2 separate regions of the Homo sapiens genome follow, and region 2 is linked to region 1. A link is a contact called in ENCODE Hi-C or POLR2A ChIA-PET data. All regions are on one chromosome and are shown on one strand. Each heading gives the region's core, a stretch centred on a gene start or an enhancer-like site at or near the end of the contact. The rest is flanking DNA. Distances are from core to core; before and after follow the strand shown. Region 1 overlaps LPP (LIM domain containing preferred translocation partner in lipoma). Region 2 overlaps LPP (LIM domain containing preferred translocation partner in lipoma).

Region 1 (6,522 bases), core at 1,969-4,468:
CCCAGACACCCTCGGCAGCCTGCTGTGTTTGTGTGAGACATGCTGTGTTAGGGATTTAAGCATCTCCCTACTCGTTCCTCATCTTTTTCTCTTCTCTTCCTTCTAATCTCCTTTCATCTTTCCCTTTGGGGGAGAAAAAGTCATCAGAGTTGTTTGAAGGTTCATTTATGTTGATTTGTTTTTATTTTGAAGCTAATTTGTTTCCTGCTTGTATCTGTAACTGATGTACTTCATGTGAGACCGTGTTATAATATACTTGAGTTCTCCTTGGCCCTCTGATTTCTTTTCTTTTTTTCTTTTACTGAAAAATAAAAGATTTCCTTCTCTCTTCAGACCTACAGCTTTCTCATCTACATGGACAACCTATTTTTAAAGAATCTTCAGAGAGTCGTTGACTTTGTTATAACTACTACTATATACGTAATTTCAGATGATAGAATTGAAAATTTAACTTGTTTTTCTAGAAAGAGTTTATTTTCCCTATAACTTCAAAGAGTAATGGTGGGGAGTAGGACATTCTGAAAATAAGAAGAAACATGTCAAATGAATTTCTGACTTCCAGCTAGGCATATGGAATAAAGGTCTTTATTCCAGTGACCTCTGCTCATTGGAAAACTTTGGGCTGGTAGATTTCATGATTCTGACGCTGTATGTCCTCTTGAGTTACAGTGAGTGATGAGGCCAAATCGCAGGGTGGATGATGTGCTTTTTTTGGGCTAATAGGTGTTAAGGAGGCATGCTGTCCTTTGGCGTTAAGACAGATCATTTCCTCAGTTGGGTAATGTTTAAGGAATCCACTAAATCCTTAAATATATGGCACACATAAGGAATGCAGAGCTTTTAGACACTCAGCCTTAACATGGGTTATTTTTTAGCATGGCTAATGGCTAAACTTGATTTCTACTGGGTTTGTTCAACCTATTTCTAACTTATAGGTAAAAGCCTGCTTTTTATCCTCTCCATCCTCATCACCTTTTTAGTTGTGTCTCTGCTTGATTCTTCTTGCATTCAGGTCTATATTGTATTATAAAAAGAAAGAGAGAGACAGAGAGAGAGAGAGAGAAGGAAAAGAAGAAGGAAAAAAAAACCACACACATTGAATGGGAAGGCAGGAGAGTAGAGCTCTGACCCCAGCTCTGTCATAGCCACCTGTGTGACTATTTGCAAGCATTTTCATCCATTCAACAAATACACACCAGGTACTGGAGATACAAAACTGTGAAAGACACGGTTCTTACCCTCACCACTTACAGTCAGGAGTAGAGAGTTAGGTACACAAATAGAATGTGAAATCACTTCTCCTTTCTGGGTCTTCATTTTACAAATGCAAGAGCCAGAACTGGGCCAGGTGATCATCAAGGTCCCTTCTGAGGCTAACATGCCATCATTCATGCAAAATTCATTAAACATCTGATAATCACTTACCTAAGTGAAAATTAGCAAACATTTCCCCTTTCTCCTTAGTTTGTAGGGGATGATATTGAAGACGAATGAGGCGATGTCTACAAAATGCTTTAATAAGCAAGTTGGAGAAAGAGATTATGTAAGTTTGAGGCATTATGATTAATGAAAAATGAAAACAAGGGCTGATGTTTTCAGAGAGAGAACAGATGGTTCCTTTGTTCAGAATTTGAGTATAAAAAAGAGAGGAAGAAAAGATACTTGCTATATTGTTTAGGCCCTGAATGTGAGTAACTTTAAAATGCCAAAACAATCTGGTTAGGAAAGTCCCATAGATTCAAAATAGCTCTTACAGTGATCAAACTATAATTAATATAACAAAAAAAAGACAGAAAAATACTAATAAGAAATGCCACAGTGACAGCTGACACAACCTGACAAAAACTCCTATTTTTACAACAACTCTAGAAACTTGATTTTTTCTGTTCTCAGGAGTTATACCACACTGTAAAACAAACTAGTGAGAACCGATTTAAAACTGTTTCTACCGTTCCCCCTACCCCTCAGGTTATTTTAGTTTCCCATGACTCATAAAGGAAATCTTCAGGATTCACAAGAAATTGGCAATTCTTTTCCATCTTTGCTGTTGAGTATTGATAGGAAAACAGCATAGTTTGGGGCAATTTAAGTAGAGAACAAACCTCCGGGGGCTTGGGGTGGTGTCTCAGAAGGCCGGATCTGGGAAGGGCCTTTGAAAAGCTTGCACGGAAAGCTGCGAAATAAATCGTTTCTTTTTCTCTTTCTTTACGTTCTAAAATCTCGTGATCTGTTTCTACAATACACAGGCTAATTGATGTTATCCTTTTGGCATGATTCTTGCTGTCCTGGGGTCTATCACTTGCAGGCTATGAGAATGAGGCCATAGACCACCACACTGGCAGCACTGAGCAAAAGGTGCTAGACCCTTCTGAGTTCAGGTGCTGTGTAACTGGTGCTGTGATTGGACAGGGTGACTAACCTCAGTCTCTCTGGGTGTAATTTCTTCACTGTGGAAAGAGGAGGCTAACTAGAAAGTTCACTCTGACACTAATCTGAGTTCAGGTCCACATCTTTTTTTTTAATTAATTATTTTATTTTTAAAATTTTTATTTTTTTGAGACAGAGTCTCGCTCTGTCGCGCAGGCTGGAGAGTAGAGGCACAATCTCTGCTCACCACAACCTCCACTTCCCGGGTTCAAGCGATTCTCCTGCCTCAGCCTCCTGAGTAGCTTACAGGTGCCCGTCACCACGCCCGGCTAATTTTTGTATTTTTAGTAGAGGTGGGGTTTCACCGTGTTGTGCAGGCTGGTCTCGAACTCCTGGCCTTAAGATATCTGCCTGCCTCGGCCTGCCAAAGTTCTGGGATTATAGAAGTGAGCCACTGCGCCCAGCGCACATACAATTGTAGGAAGGCTGAGAATGGCTTTTAATTTGGGAGCGTTTAAAAGCAAACATGCTTCCTCAAGACAACAGTAACAAAAAATTGACATCGTTGAGGTGGGAACTTCTTTAATGCTACCTGAGCCTCTTGCTGAAATGGTTCTATGCAGTTTTGCATAGCTAGGAGTGGTAAGCTCATTCACAGACATGGAAGAGGCAGAGTGGGCTTAGGGAGAGGCACCAGTCTAGTGGTCCAACTTGGGTTCTGGGTTCCAGTCCTGCTTCTGCTACTAACCCCATGAGACCTTGGAATGCCCATCTCTAAGGTTTCTTTCAGAGCTGAATCACTGTTTGGTCTGTGATTCATCAAAGCAATTAGAAGACTATGCCTCTCCTTCAAGACCAAGACTTTGGTCAGAATACTCCCTAGGGACTTTCTCACTGTGTGTGGCACTCTTCTCTATTAGACGCTTTATTCATTCTCCATTGTATTAGAGTCAAAAGTATGATTGTTTGTTGTAGAGGTGCCTTTTCCGTGTCATCTCTGATAATCTACCCCTCTCTCTCTGAGTAACCTAGGCTTTTAAAACACATCTCCTTTGGCTTAATCACACTGCCTGGTGTCTACTCAGCATTATGTGTTTGTTGTCTGCCCTGAACTGTGAACTCAGCCATGTCCTGCTCATTTCTGAAGCCTCAGCATGTACATCGGTATCTGGTTCATGGTAGATTTTCAATGAATCTGAGTGAATGAATGATGGATGAATGATTTTGTATCTCCTTACTAGGCATATGTTCCTTGAGGGCATGGACCGTGTCTAATGGGTGGCTACCTAGTGTCTCATTCTTGGTCCGTTGTTAGTGGTGATTTTTGTCCTCTTCTTTGCACTCATCATTCTAGGCTTGTATTAGGGTAAATTGTTAGCATAATTCTGCCTTGTTTCCCACCCTGCCCCCGCCTTTTTTTTCTTTTGAAACAGAGTCTTGCTCTGTCACCCAGGCTGGAGTGCAGTGACACAATCTTGGCTCACTGCAACCTCTGCCTCCCGGGTTCAAGCAATTCTCCTGCCTCAGCCTCCCAAGTAGCTGGGATTACAGGCACCCGCCACTACGCCTGACTAATTTTTGTATTTTTCATAGAGACAGGGTTTCATCATGTTGGTCATGCTGGTCTCGAACTTCTGACCTCGTGATCTGCCTGCCTCGGCCTCCCAAAGTGCTGGGATTACAGGCTTGTTTGCTTTTAAACAGTTTGTGGGCAGGGATGGTATTTTCTTATGATTCTATTCCTCACAGATCCTGGCCCAGAGCCATTAGCAGAGAAAATTCTCAGTAGATGTTTGCTGACCTAAACTTCATTCCACCACCTTTGCCTTCCTTTTGCCTTTTCACCTCCTCTTAGAAGGTACCTTATATGATAATGTCACCTATGCAATAAAGACCACAAAGTAAATTTAATAAAATAGAAGGCATGCTTCCCTCTTTTCTAACCCCACACTTTTTTTTTTTTAAGATCAAAATAACGTTGCATTTGTGTGTGCCCTGCTTTTATTTATTTATTTCTTTTGTAGACACGAGGTCTCACTATGTTGCCCAGGCTCTCTCCAACTACTGAGCTCGGTGATCCTCCCACCTCGGCCTTCCAAAGTGCTAAGATTATAGGTGTGAGACACCACACCCAGCCCAGCCCTGCTTTCACAAAAAACAAAATAATGATGAATATATTGTACTACCCTCACTGTTTTCATTTGTCTGTGAATGCTTTTTATTTTATCAGGAAAAGGAAAAATTTCTGTTTCTTGACTGTAATTGTTGAAATGTATTTTCAAAGTTTTTTACTTTATTTTTGGACTGATACCATAAAATCGTGTGAAATGATGTGAGGATTTTCTAATGGAGAAATGACTTAGAATATCCCTTGGATGTCCTATCTGCTTTTTAATTGTTTTATCATCCCAGACATGTTTCTCTATTCCTGTCTATTCTTTTATCTGTAAAATGAGGTTATTGAACTAGATGCTGTCTACAACTTTTTTTTTTTCTTTCATTAACATTAAATCTCTGGTACCTGAGAACATTGGGATCAGGCTGATATGTCTAGGTGTCTATTTCTTTGGTCTACCCTTCAAGTAGGAATGAAAACCCATAGAATTTCTGTAATTATCAGCCTCAATAACTTTCTAAAGCCTTTAGGAAGCAGATACCCTGCAATTTATCTCACTAATTTGTTTGTGATTAACACTCTCTGCCCCTTCTCATATCCCAAGCTCAGTGTTTTGATATTTAATTACAGGGAATTCTTTCCTCTTCATAGATGATATAGCAATTGTATTTCATTTCTCTTATCTGAAATCTCTGCTGACTTTCCATGTCTTATGAATTTAAATAGTCTAAATAGGGCATGAGATCTTAAATATTCCTTCCAGTTTCTACATTTTCTATTCAGCAACAACATTTTCCCTGGAAAAGGGTGAAAGCCTGTGAGTCCCCCACAGGGCAGGAGCACTGAATACACCCACATTTTCCTACCATCTGACATAGATGAGACACAAAGTAGGGACTCAGATGATTATTTAACTGAATCAACTGGATTCCTTAATTCTCACAATATTATCCTTCCTAATTTGTAAATAGGGAAATGGAGGCTTAGTCACACAAAATATCTTGTTCGAAGTTACTAATCAATTAAGTAACTTAATAATTTATTGACATCTGAGGCATTTCTCTCTTTCTACAGCCTCAGACCAGAAATGATGGGATTTCAGCCTTCTTTTCTTAGAGATTGGTGAGCCAAGACCTGGAGAGAGAACTCTGGTTGTCTTAAGTCACCCAGATGAACTATTAATAGAAAAAGAATTCTACTCAGTCAGTACTTAAAAGCTTGACATGTTTGTGTGGAGACCTGTGTGTGACTGAGTTCAGATCACTCTAATTTCCTGGGCCTCACTTGACCCATCTGTGAAATGGGGTAATGAGCTCTTTTCGGCATGAAGGCAAGGAACTGTCCAGAAGACCTCTGGAGAATTCTTCTTACCCTGAGATCAAGGGTTCTGTGAGTAGTACAACTCACACCCAAAGTCTTAGTTGCAGGGCACTTTAGTGGGAAAAAAAAAAAAACGCTGAGGCTATTTTTAGAGCCTTCATCTGGTTATAGACTAGTTGGTAGGAGAGCAATACCTTTGAAAAGTTAAGAAATAGTTTTATACACTGTGTTAAGGATGTTGTCAAAACTAATACTTGTGTATGCAAAGACTTTAACATTTATTAATAATTTTTTCTATAGATTGGTGAAATTGGTTTGTAATTTTTGTCATTTCACTTTTGTGGAAATTGAGCAAAAGTGAGAGATAAAATGATGTGATCAGGCTGGGTGCGTTGGCTCATGCCTGTAATCCCAGCATTTTGGGAGGCCAAGGTGGGCGCCTGAGGTCTGGAGTTCAAGACCAGCCTGGTCAACATGGTGAAACCCTGTTTCTACTAAAAATACAAAAATTAGCTGGGCATGGTGGCACATGCCTGTAATCCTAGCTACTTGGGAGGCTGAAGCAGGAGAATCGCTTGAACTTGGGAGGTGGAGGTTGCAGTGAGACGAGATTGCGCCATTGCACTCCAGGCTGGGCGACAGAGTGAGACTCCATCTCAGAAAAAAAAAAAAAAAAAGATGTGATCAATATCAATCTAAGGACACTGTAAAGCAGCAGA
Region 2 (6,522 bases), core at 2,854-5,353, 75 kb before region 1:
CTCGTCTGCCCAGTGTCTTAGACGGGTGACGGAACATACGGCTTTTGAGAGAACTGCTTGTCAAGGAAGATCTCCACCCTTTTTTATCTTGTAAGGATTCTGTGACATCTCTTAATTCTGAATGAGATGAGATGGCTCTTTCTGGAGTTACTGAATCTCTAATTGCTGGAGATATTCAAGCAGTGACTGACTGAACTGTTACCGTGAAAGTTCAGGCATTGGTTGAAAACTCCTCTGCGAGGTCTTTAAGACCTATCAACCCTGATTTTTTTTTTTCTTCTTTCTTCTTCTTCTTTCTTTTTGTTTTTTAAATTTAATTCCTGGGAAAAGAGACTTATAACAGTCTTATCTGGGAATGCTTTATCCATTTGGCTCCTCAGGATTATTTTAGACAAAAGGCAGAGAGAGTTAAAAATGGATGATTGAGCTCTAAGAATGGTGGCCTGTAGTTCATTCAGAGTAGTGATGGAACAACCATTTCGTTGCCAATAAATTAATGCTCACTCATGTGGGAGATATTGGTAGCTGGCTCAGCTTGCAGGATCCTGGTCAAAATGGACCATCCACATAGCATAATACTTATCTTGCTGTTGCCATTTCTTATAGGGCTTTATGGAAACATGTGTTTTCCTACAAATTACAGGTAAATCATACCAGTAGTCCTGCGGATGGTTATTATTATTGTCCAAGTTTAATCAGAAGCTTGAACCTGGGAAAGGTTAAATGATTTGCCCAGAACCCAAGCAAGTTAAACATTGAACCAGGACTTAAGTTTTCTATTATCGCAATGCCAGATTCTTCCTGTTCCCTGCCTGTGCAGATCTCTGAGTCCGGCTCTAGCTTTTGTTCATATTCATATCCACAGCATCTGCTGCAAATCCTGGGATGTTATAAATAATTTAATAAATGTTTATTGAATGAACATATGAATGAATGAATGAATGAATAATATATATGAAGTAATAAATGATGACTTGAGTTTTAAGAATAGCTTAAGAAATTAAAAAAACCACCACCACCTAATTGAGTACCTTCTTGGCACTTTGACTTTTCCTTATAGAGGTTACAGTTTTTGTGTCTTGCATTACGTGGTTATCGCTGAGGGATGTAGTAGAAACTACATGGATGGTTTGGAGAGTTAGAAGGTTTGGATTTAAATTATAGCTCTGCTAATTGTTAGCCATATAATCGTGTACTGGTTACTTAGCCTCTCTGAACTTCCAATTCCTCATCTCTAAAAGAGTGTAATAGTATCTTTCACATAACATGATTGTGGAAGGTATTCTATGGTCAGTGTAGTAAAGCCTCAAAGCCTGCCATGTTGGCCGGGCACGGTGGCTCAGGCCTGTAATCCTAGCACTTTGGGAGGCCGAGGCGGGCAGGTCACCTGAGGTCAGGAGCTCGAGACCAACCTAGCCAACAAAGCAAAATGCTGTCTCTACTAAAAATACAAAAATTAGCTGGGCATGGTGGCATGTGCCTTTAGTCCCAGCTACTTGGGAAGCTGAGGCAGTAGAATTGCTTGAACCCAGGAGGCAGAGGTTGCAGTGAGCTGAGATTGTGCCACCACTGTACTCTAGCCTGGGCAACGGAGCAAGACTCCACCACCACAAAACAAAACAAAACAAAACAAAACAAAACAAAACAAAGGCCTGCCATGCAGTGCCACTGAAAAATGTTATCTTTGTGTGTGTGTTGTTTTTTTTTTTTTTTAGGATTCTCTGTCAACCCATTAGCTAATAATGCACTCACTGTATTTTTCCTTTTATTTCTCCAAATTATGACCTATGGTAGACCCAGTGTTTGCTGACTGGCTAAATATGTTTTAAGTTCTTTCAGAGAAGAATTATAGCACAAAAGTCCCAACTATTTCTATGACTTTTCAGATCAGTTGCCAGTCAGCCTCCAGAAAGACTATTGACTTGCACAGTCATTAGCAGTATGTGAATCTACTTGTTTCTCTGTGCACTTACCAGGATTTAATTTTATAACTTGCATTTGTCTTTGCTAAATTAATATGTAAGAAATATCTTATTATTGTTTTAATTTGAATTTCTTTGATTACTAAAAAAATTTCCCAAGTAGTGGTTTATTGTTTGTGTTTCTCTTTATATGGATTGTCATATGACAATATTTAGAAATAGTCTGGGCTGAAGACGCTTGATATAAAAGGGCTAAAAATGTTTAATGTTTTGAGCTGCTTAAATTTATTTATTTGTGCATTCATTCATTCTCTCAGTCTTTATTGAGCTACCTACTCCGTGCCAGGCACGTGCTGCACATACTATGAAGAAAAAAATAAATGAATGAAAACAGTGACTTCCAACCTCTTCATTTAACATGTGTGATAGTTGAAGTCTAGAAAAGTGAGGTTAATTACCCAGGGCCGTACAGCTTGTTCAGTAGCAGAGCCAACCATTTATTTGAACAGTAATGATTTTAAATGTTTTGTGTCCATAGCCTTTTAAACCATGGCGACATCCTGGAAATTTCAGTATTGTGATGTTAAAGAACATCTCTAAACTGTGTCTACGTTGAAAAATCAGAGTCCTGATTTTTGGTTTAGAAAACATGGTCACCTGGTTCTTCAGTTGTAAATATAATTCCTTCCTAGACCTCTCTAATGCTTAAGTCTAAATTCATTCTTAAATGAATAAACTTAATATTAAAATAAGATCAGGAAGTAAATCCCAAGCCAAGCATTTCAGACCAGTTGTGAACCTCTTTTGACATGTTTTTGGTAAATGAGAAGAACTGATGACATATTTCCCTATCAAATAAAATAGACAATTTAGATTTAATAAGGCAGTTATCTTCAGGTAATAAAAATTCAACTAACTTGCCATAACTATCTTGTTTAAAGTCAATTAAGAGCCTCATATTTCTCACTTGCTGGGTAAAATTTAATAGAACTTCAGTTAAGCATTTATTGCTTATTTAATTCAAAATTAAGTTAATCACCACAGTTGGTAACAACCACTGAGTATTTAATTAACATTCAGCAAACTATCTTATTAAGTCTAAATTAGATACAGACAAGTCTTGTTTATCCCCATCAGTTTGCAAACACCACCTCCCCCACCTCCCATCCCAAGGGGCCTTTGGTTTTCCTACAGTTTTCCTTTTTTGATTCATCATTTTTATTTTCTTCTACTTAAGACTTCACTTGGGTGAAAGAGGAGAAGAGGCAGCAGTCCATCATGTTATAGAAACTTTGGGCTCGTAGTATAACTGAGAAACTTTTTCAATCTTTTCTTTTTTCTTCAATCCTATTCTATTAACATTTCGTTTTTCAAAAGGTATTGAGCACATTCTCTGTGAGAGGCTTCTTTTAAACCCTAAGGAAGCTATAAAAGAGGTCATTCTGACATATTTGGTTTTATTTTCTCATCCTAGAAATGAGAGGATTGGGTTTAGTTTATCCGTGTAACACGTATTATTGGCTTGCAGTGTGTAAGGCACTTAGCTGAGTGTTTGGATACACCTTGATTCAGACAAGGCCCCTGCTCTTAAAGAGGACACAGACCAGTGTGAAAGCTGCAAAGTTCAGCTGTAGGAACATGAAGGTCCTTTAGAATGCTGTGATTCTGTAAGACAGTATTTCCCAAAGTGTTAAGGCTGTTTTATTAAGAAAAGGGTCCTGTAGCCAAGTAAGTTTGGAAAAGTCCAAGTTAAACAAAATTAAGGAAATTTCAGTATTGTGTATCTTTACCATGGGATTTTGAGACTTTAATAAACGAATGCGCATTCTGACCTCCCGGAAGGTTTGTTTCCCAAAGTTATTTGATCATAGAACCCCTGCACCCCACTACTACCCTTTGTACCAGAGCATTTCCTGGGTTCAGTGATGTAATATGCTTTGGGGAAAGCTGCTGTGGGCCGTGGACCCTGGCCACGAACCTCCCACAGCCCAGAAGGGGTACTCAGACATTCACCCTAGTAACTATGATACAGGGTCAGAATTCTACTTTGTCTGAAAGTTGTGCACATAGAGTGGGTGATTTTAGACATAGAGTCTTTTAACTGGAGTGGAGGGTATGTAACCAGGACAGCCTTTCCTCATGGAGGAGCGCTGGGTCTAGCGGGAGATAGACTGTGTAGGCAGAGAGGCCTGGAGGGTTGCCAGAGCATCATCGGGAACAGAATAACAGTGAAATTCTGACATGGCTGATTTGGTGGAGACTCCCTAACACATTGATATAATGTAGACCAATTTTTATTATAGCCTGAATATGGAGAGGTAAGAGGCAATGAATTTTTTGGCGCAGAACTTTCTGCCTTCGGCTTTGTTCCAACTGCGTGACTGCCCATCTGCAGAAGTGATTGTTGATTCACGTCTGTAAGACATTTTCATTCTCATGCTTTGTTTGGGGCAGAGCCTCTGCCTTGTGAATCACTCTTATGAGAGGGAGTCTCAGTTTCTTTTCTTTTCTTTTCTTTTTTTTTTTTTTTTTTTGAGAGGGAGTCTCGCTCTATTGCCCAGGCTGGAGTGCAGTGGTATGATTTCGGCTGACTGCAACCTCCGCCTCCCAGGCTCAAGCAATTCCACTGCCTCAGCCTCCTGAGTAGCTGGGATTACAGGTGTGTCCCACCATGCCCAGCTAATTTTTTTGTATTTTTAGTAGAGATGGGGTTTCACCACGTTGGCCAGGCTGGTCTCAAACTTCCAACCTTGTGATCTGCCCGCCTCGATCTCACAAAGTGCTGAGATTACAGGTGTGAGCCACCATGCCCAGCCGAGGGAGTCTCAGCTTCTTCATCAACAGCATCATTCTAGTCAGTCTAGTTTCCGTTTACCTTGTCATCTACCACTTCCTCCAACTTACCTTCCCCCCAGCTTCTCTTATTCTGGTGAATCACCTGTGTCTTCATTTTTCATTCTTATTCATCTGAATCATCTTCTTCATCTAAGGCAAGGTACCCTTTTATATCTTCCTGGAAAGACATCTACTTCATTTAAAATAATGCTACCAATTTCCTCCCCTCTGGTAGCAACCAGCAGATGGAACATGCTAGATGAGGTAGAGGATAATCTACAAATCTGGTCTGCCATATCATGGGAGATTTCACGTAACAGTGAATTCTTTCAGAGCCTCTCAGCAATACCTTCCTTGTTTTTCATATCTGTATCAAAAGGAACACTGGCAAACCTGGGTTGTATTTCTCATTCCATTTTGGGCTTGAATTTTTCTGAGTCTGAGTCTCAGTTTATCTGTGTATGAAACGTTAGGGTTACGCTATGTGTACTCTCAGGGCCTTTTAACTAGAAAATGTTGAATTTGAATGTTTACTAAGTCAACACAAGCTGCAGTCACCCTGGATTGCTTGATCCTCCATGTACTTTTGAGCCTGGCAGTATGAGGAAACTCCTGCAGTGAGCATAGTTCATGCCTACACAAAGTAGGCATTCCATGAATATTGGTTCTCTTCCATCCTGACTGCTTCTGGATTCATTTTCTTTTTATTGCCATTGCTTTTTAGTCACCCAAGCTTATCTCTTTCTTGTCTACACCCTCAATGCTGTAAATCTTCCTTTCTCATTCTCCATCTGGATAGCTTCCTCTCTCCTCACCTTTTTCCCTTCAGGCTATGCCTATGGATGCTGTCCACTCTGAAACCTCCCAAAGACAAATGATTGCAATGGAGGCACAGATTGCCGGGTGGTGGTCCTGGCCAGCTACAAATCTTTCCAAGAGATTAGCACCATTTCTTTATGGAATCATATTGTTGTTCCATGAGTGAGACCAAGTCTTATCCTCAAGGATCCCATAATGGAGGTGAGATGCTTTCTTTTTGACACTTAGTGGAAACAACAGTCCATGAGGTATATTATCAATTGGAAAGGTGGGGTTTTTGCTTTCTAGGATTGGGCAATGCACTACTAGGTTCTCAGCGTGGATTCTTGAGTATCTAGGAAAACTGGTCATGTGGAAAGCTTAAGCTTATTTTGCAGGCCTTGAAAAGACAGCCTGCATGTTTCATTTCACTCTCTACCCGAACTGACACTTCAGGGATGAAAATGTCAGCAGACAGCCAGCAAGTAGCCGACTAGAGGGCATGATGTGGGCTGGTGGTGCAACTCTTCAAGGATGATATGCCAGAGAGGGCAGAACACAGTTAGGACAAGGCCAAGGATGTCATTCCCATGTGGAGAGGCCATTGGTAACCTCGGCGAGGTTTGGTTCTTCTCCAGTAGAGATTTTCAGAAGCTAAGAATTCACCTTGAGAGTCCTTTTTGCTTCCTCTTCTTTTGTATTAAACAAACTACTCACCTCTCAGTCTTTGCCTTTAGTCCTTTGGCTATTCCTGGTTAGATAGGCCCAATTCCAGAAGCATCTGGAAAACTCTGCTCTAAGTATGTAGTGCTTAAGGGCCAGAGCTCTGGAGCTACACTGCCTGGATTTGCATTCTGGCCTGCCAAAAATACCTCAACTTGTTGCTCAGTATTTTTAGGCCTCTGTTGCCTCATCCATAAAATAATAATAAGAAAATTACTTATCTTGTTGTGAGGATTAAATGAGT

The links. A loop is a pair of places that touch in the nucleus more often than their neighbours do. ChIA-PET counts read pairs that join two places held with the same protein, here RNA polymerase II (POLR2A). Pooled maps may share reads with other maps.
Region 2: a map of B cell shows a loop between it and region 1 (1.8-fold over the local background). The contact joins two enhancer-like sites. A Hi-C loop is called at or near these places in 1 of 168 maps with a recorded cell type or tissue (B cell) and 7 of 50 pooled maps. POLR2A ChIA-PET finds 5 or more read pairs at or near these places in 10 of 52 experiments (OCI-LY7, PC-9, RWPE1 and 6 more).

What each region holds. Positions count from the first base shown.
Region 1 is chr3:188,241,338-188,247,859 of GRCh38, forward strand. The region is part of intron 2 of LPP (LIM domain containing preferred translocation partner in lipoma); the gene reads left to right. Among named protein-coding and RNA genes, the nearest start is that of FLJ42393, 66 kb to the left of the region's middle. Within about 2 kb of position 3,219, at least 4 of the 41 ENCODE cell types and tissues checked have a DNase peak (open chromatin) inside an H3K27ac peak, as active enhancers do.
Region 2 is chr3:188,165,893-188,172,414 of GRCh38, forward strand. The region is part of intron 1 of LPP (LIM domain containing preferred translocation partner in lipoma); the gene reads left to right. Among named protein-coding and RNA genes, the nearest start is that of FLJ42393, 9.4 kb to the right of the region's middle. Within about 2 kb of position 4,104, at least 8 of the 41 ENCODE cell types and tissues checked have a DNase peak (open chromatin) inside an H3K27ac peak, as active enhancers do.